Regions from separate parts of the Mus musculus genome. Here region 2 is linked to region 1. A link is a loop called in an ENCODE intact Hi-C map of the cell type or tissue named here. Cell type or tissue: left cerebral cortex. All regions are shown on one strand. Each heading gives the region's core, and the rest is flanking DNA. Links, peaks and the distances in the headings are about the cores only.

Region 1 (2,902 bases), core at 238-2,737:
GCAGCCATGGTTTACATGAAGCAAAATGGTTCCTTTGCATGTGTACATGGGGACTTGGCATCACCACAGCTCAGGGGGAAGTACACTTGCAGCTATGACAACAATTAAGCAACCTCATCTAGCCCATGGGCTCCTGGGTACCAATAACTCAGAAACCTATCTCTCATCTGCCCGCATCCCATTGGCATGTCTGAAACCAAAGTCCTGACTTATGGTTGCCAGCATCCCTAAACCTGCTTATTCTCAGCCTTTCCTTTTCCAGGCAGTGACCGAGGATGACTCTGAAGTACCGCTACTGCTACCCCCACTTCCCAAATGCTGGAATTACTGGCCTGTGCCACCGCGCTGAGTTGTATGCAGTGCTGGGGGCTTGAACCTCGCGCTTAGTGCACTCTACCAGCTGAGATACATCCCTGGCCACGGAGCAGAGCTTTTAAAATCAAAAGACTCAGATTCAAATTCTGACTGAGCCACAAACCAGTTCTGTGATCCACTTCAACATGTTTTCTTGAATATTTTTTACATGCATTTATTTATTTGTGTGTGTGTGTGTGTGTGTGTGTGTGTGTGTACTCATGGAAATCAGAAGGCAGCTAGCTTATAGGAGTCGGTTTTCTTACAGGAGTGGGAATGAAGGTTAGTGGCAAACGCCGTTCATCCCTTCTGCATCCTACCTCAGGTTTTTAACTTGACTCTAAAGTGGGGGCTCTTTCTATGACTTGGATAAATAAAGTATCTTTTACAAAGCACTCCCCTTCTCTGTCTTTCCCTTTCTCCTCCAGCTCATCCTAGGGCAATTTCTTTCCGATTTTCTTGTCTCCTGGCTCAGCCTGGAACGAGCCTTTGAAATTTGGCGGGAATTAGTATCAATCCGGAGGATGAGCACTACGCACGCGCCGAACACCTCCTTTCTCTCGCACGCTAATTTTGCAACCTTAACAACCAATCAGAGTCAGCATAGGAGTCCGTGGCGAGAGGGGGCGGGGACAAGGAGGAGGGCACGCATTGTACTTGCAAGGTGGGGGTCTTTGTGAACCAATGGAAAAGACAGAAGGCCGGGTGGCAGTGGGGCGTGGTTCTGAAGGCTCCAGCAACCGGAGGCCGTCTCGAATCGAACCAATTAAAGCAAGGAGGTGGGGGGAGACTAGCCAATCAGCGTGCCGAACAGGACGAGGAAGGGGGCGGCAGAGTCTCTCGCGGTCGTGGTCGGGGCTGCAGGAGCTGGTGTCAGGGTTGCCGGGCGTGCGAAGGCGGCGGAGGCGGGAAAGGCAGCGAGCGGTTAAAGGGGAGCGACCGCTGACTTGCAGAGGAACCTGGAGGAGAGATGGTGATGGCGGCTAAGAAGGGCCCGGGCCCGGGTGGCGGGGTCGGAGGGAGCAAAGCGGAGGCTGAAGCCGCTTCGGAGGTGTGGTGCCGCCGAGTGCGGGAGCTGGGCGGCTGCAGCCAGGCCGGGAACCGCCACTGTTTCGAGTGCGCCCAGCGCGGGGTCACGTATGTGGACATCACCGTGGGCAGCTTCGTCTGCACCACCTGCTCCGGCCTCCTGTGAGTGGATCCGGGGGGGGGGGGGGGAACTGGGTTTGGTTCGGGTGAAGTGAGTCTGCAGGAGCTCGGGGCGATCCAGGAGGTCAGAGGGGTAGCCCCGGCATTGGATGTGGCGGTGGAAGGTCGCCTGCTGCAGAGGTGTGTCGTGGGGGAAAGGGAAAAAGCGCAGGGGGACAGAAGACGGGAGTGGAGTCGCGCTGCAGAGGGAGGGTGGGGGCTGTAGAAGGACACGAGGAGAGGATTGGAGAAACTCCCTGGGGGAGGCGAAGGCGAATTGCAGGTGGGGAGAGAGAAAGTGTGGAGGGACTGGGGTGGGGTGGGGGAGGGACTTAAAGGGCCAGAAATTGACATAGACCTTTAAAGGGAACTTTAGCTGGGGTTGCATTGTATCTCAGTTGGTAGAGTGCTTGCCTAGCACGCTCGGCGCCCTGAGTTTCCATCCACAGCACTGCATAAAACCCGAGTAGTGTGGTACACGCCTGTAATCCCAACACTGAGGGGGAGGTGATCAGGAGTTCAAGGCCAACCATGAGACCCTTGCCGCTCCACCAGGAGGGGAGCGGAGGGGAACGGGGTGGAAGGAGAAGGGAAAGAAATAGGGAAGTCGAGCCTAAGACAAAAGTACCCTAGAAGGGAATGGAAAATGCTCCACGCATTAGCCCAGGCTGACAGCCTAGAGTGGCAGGTATGAAGCCAGGGATCAGGTGCAGATCCTAATCTTTCAGGCTCTGGAATGCTAGCTAGAGGGTAGATGACTTACGAAATATACTAAGGGCAGAGAGCCAAAGGGTTATCCTGGCGGACAGCTTAGCTTTCCCGAAGAGATGAGGATCAGAATGGCATATTCTTTTCTTTTCCCCATTTCGTCCTCTGCCCCCGTTAAAGTTGCATTTGATTTCTTTACTTTGCACTGTAGGGACATGTAGGTTCCATGGCTTGTGTGGTTATCAGAGAATAACTTGTAGGAATCAGCAATTTCCTTCCACTACGTGTGGGGCCTGGGGATCAAACTCAGGTCAACAGGCATGGCTGTAAGCTCCCATACTTGCTGAGCTAGCTAGCTCACCAGTCCATTTTTTTTTTTTTTAATTTGTCTTGAGACGGGGTCTCATACAGTCCACGGTGACTTTTAATTCATGATGTAGCTAGGGGTGGCTTTGGAACTCAGAGTCCTCCTGCCTCTACCTCTGTAATGGCTGGGGTTACAGGCATGCTTTGGGGTCTTTCCTAAGTGTACTGCCGAGTCTCATCTGGTAAACTGTAAATTTGGGGAGCAGAGGCTTGGTTGTAAAATCCACAATGCTACCCTCAGCCCAGACCACCCCAGATTTCTAGTTATTTAGTAAGCTCCTTCTCC
Region 2 (2,902 bases), core at 188-2,687, 56 kb after region 1:
GTAGCGATTAATGATAGATTCTACATGGAAGTTTGCTTTAAGGGTTGATCAGATCTAGGGTTGAAGAAGCCAACCAGGTGAGGGGCGGGACCATGCTACAGGTGCGCAATATGCAAATAAAGGGGAAGAGTCTCCTAGAGCTCGGCCAAAAGTGTTCTGTGCACTCTTGAAGCGAACTCATTGTCCAGTGGTTCTTACACAGGGGAGGGGAGGTCGCGGGCTCAATGCCAATCCCAAGGGGCGAGCGTTCAAGACTGCCAGGTGAAGGGGTGGGCCCAATCGAACGCGAGGCGGGGCTATGCAAATGAGGGTCGCAGTCCAGTATGGGTCCCCTGCTCTCTGGGCACCAGCGCAACTCACCAGCCTGGGTGATGTCTGACAAGTCGTAACTGCGGGCCGCGCCCCGGGGGAAGTGCTTCAAACGCCGGTTGGACAAGTTCAGGGTCCCGGTGGCCACAGCCTCCTCTAGGGCTCGTTCTGCGCTACGGCTCCCAGGTAGACCAGGAGACCCTGGCAAGGACACTGAAGCTGCAGCTTCCTCACCCCCGGCGGCGAGTGGGCCCGCTACTGCTGCCGCCATCCGCTCTCGGCGGCTCCCCCTGCCTGACTGACGGCACCGGCCGGCCCTTCTCGCCCTTCCCCCTCCTCGGAGCCGCCGTAGTCCCCACTGAAGGGAGGAAGCGAGGGTCAGGAACTCCGCGGACCAATCATGAACCAGAGACGCGTTAGAAGTGCCCAATCAGAAAACGGCAGGGGGTGGAGCCTCTCAATTCTAGATTACACTGAGGGAAGGGAGGGGTGAAGAGGAGCACCCCGCCAACGGCCGCGGTTCCTGGTCGGCCCGCCCCGCGCAGCGACATCCAATCACAACTCTCGAGGCTGGAGATGGAGCCAATGAGACCCGCCCAGGAGGCGGGGACTACAGGTCTCAACTTTAGGGTATTAGAGACCCAGAGACCACAAACCTGCTTTTTCAACCAAGACCAATTGCAATCTAGATTCAGGCGAGTGACTGTGAAGAAGACCAATTAGAACCTACAAAAGGAACCTGTCCCGGCCTCTTCTCTGAGGGACGGTTCTGCCTACCAATAGCATGGGCTAGGAGGTGCTCCATTCGCTAGACAGAAGGAGGTGGGTGAGCTAGAATTTTTGAGACGCAGGTAAAGATCGTAAAAGGCGCGCGCTGGGCGGCCTGACAGTGCAGGGTTAGGGTTGGGTACTAGCTGTGCTTACTGGGGAGCAAACCAGCATCCGAGAAGTGAGGAAGGGCGAGGGATGCCCCACTCAGCACTCAGGCTGTTGTCTCAACAGAAGGGACCATTTCCTCCTGCGCAGTCTTGAGTCCCTAATGGGAATGCTGGGGATGACCGGTGAGGGGGTTTCCAGTTCAGAGAGGGAAAGTCGTCAGACCTGCCAAAGTCCCCCTGGAGAAGACTTGTGATGGCCAGACCAAACTTTAGAGACTACGAAGGATCTCATGGCCTCTAGAACAAGATCTTTGGGGGTTTTTTGTTTGTTGCTTTTCCGAGACAGGATTTATTTCTCCGTGTAGCCCTGGCTGTTCTGAAACTTGCTCTGTAGACCAGGCTGGCCTTGAACTCAAGAGCTCCTCCTGCCTGTGTCTCCCGAATGCTGGGACTAAAGGCGTGCATCATCACCGCCCGGCTAAGACCTCGGGTTTTTTATAAATGAGGAAAGGGAAGCTGGACAAATCTCAGACCTCCAGTAGAACTCCCCCACACATACTTTCATAACAGACTTTGTCTATTGGAAACCTCTTATTTGAAGCTGGGTGTGGTGGCATGAGCCTGTCGTGACAGTTCTTAAAAAGAGGAGGCAGAAGGATCGGGACTTCGAGGTCAATTCCAGGCAAGCCTGGACTACATAACTCCAAACTAACCTTTTTTAAAAACAAAAACAAACAAACAAACAAACAAACAAACAAAAAAACCCCAGAAAACTTCTTGAGATACAGGAAGGAGTCCCAGATGTGAGAGATAATAGTAAAAGAATATTTTTTTTTCCTTTGAGATTTGCTTTTAGAAGAATGTTAGCGTTTAATGAACCTCCCTGTGTGGCTTCTAGTCATTAGAAAACAGGCATCCCAACACCCTTAATCGCCTCGGCTCTTCCAAGGTTAATCCTGTGGTGAGGCATGCCACTAAGCATCCCCCTTCCCTCTTGGGTGCCTCCACAGCTTACCAATGTGGCTGTAGCTGTGGCTAACATGGCCCCATAATTTCAGTCTTTTTTTCTCAATGTGGGTGGCATGGTGACCTAAAGGAAAAGAGGGAGACTGGCTTTCAGAGACAAGGTCTCCTATAGTTCTAGCTGGCCTCTAACTGGTGATGTAGCTAGGAGTGACCATGAACAACTCCTGACTGTTACCACCTCTCAAGTGCTGGGATTATAGGTGTGCACCCTCATGCAGGGCTCGATTAGAGAGCTTAAAATCTTGTGTAGTGACAGAAGACCACGTCTGCTTTCCGTGTTGCCTGACCACCAGTAACTGAAGTTGCTCTCTCATCTCTGGTCATTCCTGCTATACTGATATGCCTAGACACTAAAGTATTAGAGACTGGGGGCTGGAGAGTGAGTTTAGCTGGCCAATAATGTATATTGGTCTACTTCTGTTCTAAGCACCCAAGAGAGTGGCTCACAACAGCTTGGATCTCCTGCTCCTGGCCTCCCAGGGTTCTCTTCTAGCCACCACAGGCATTGGTCTCACAGGCACGTCCCTCCACCCGTACACACAGGCATACACAATTAAAAAGGAGTCTGGGGAGAGAGATCTGAGAAGCTGTGAGCACTTGCTGCTCTTGCAGAGGACCCAGATGGTATTCACAGCAGCCACATGGCAGTTCACAGCCGTCTGAAACTCCCAGTTCCATGGCATCCAGGC

What was found. A loop is a pair of places that touch in the nucleus more often than their neighbours do. Peaks named below come from ENCODE experiments on the same cell type or tissue, not always from the same donor. Only the 100,000 strongest peaks of a DNase experiment are listed, where the experiment ranks them.
Region 2: a loop joins it to region 1, with 4 times the contacts of the local background. A loop is called at or near these places in 1 of 42 quality-filtered maps.

Annotation. Positions count from the first base shown.
Region 1 is chr5:137,683,002-137,685,903 of GRCm38, reverse strand. Agfg2 (ArfGAP with FG repeats 2) reads left to right here and starts at 1,151. Exons shown (of 12, transcript NM_178162.3): 1 at 1,151-1,545. The coding sequence starts at 1,325. Gm15498 (a long non-coding RNA gene) reads left to right here. Exons shown (of 2, transcript XR_003956003.1): 2 at 263-519. In left cerebral cortex, for the core only: CTCF peaks have their summits at 1,202 and 1,999; DNase peaks (open chromatin) are centred at 372, 1,045, 1,822 and 1,957; H3K4me3 peaks cover 2,045 bases; H3K27ac peaks cover 1,133 bases.
Region 2 is chr5:137,626,885-137,629,786 of GRCm38, reverse strand. It overlaps Lrch4 (leucine-rich repeats and calponin homology (CH) domain containing 4), which reads right to left and starts at 664. Exons shown (of 18, transcript NM_146164.2): 1 at 361-664. The coding sequence starts at 580. It overlaps Gm20605 (predicted gene 20605), which reads right to left and starts at 664. Exons shown (of 22, transcript NR_033148.1): 1 at 361-664. In left cerebral cortex, for the core only: CTCF peaks have their summits at 625 and 1,602; DNase peaks (open chromatin) are centred at 914 and 1,636; H3K4me3 peaks cover 1,358 bases; H3K27ac peaks cover 1,571 bases.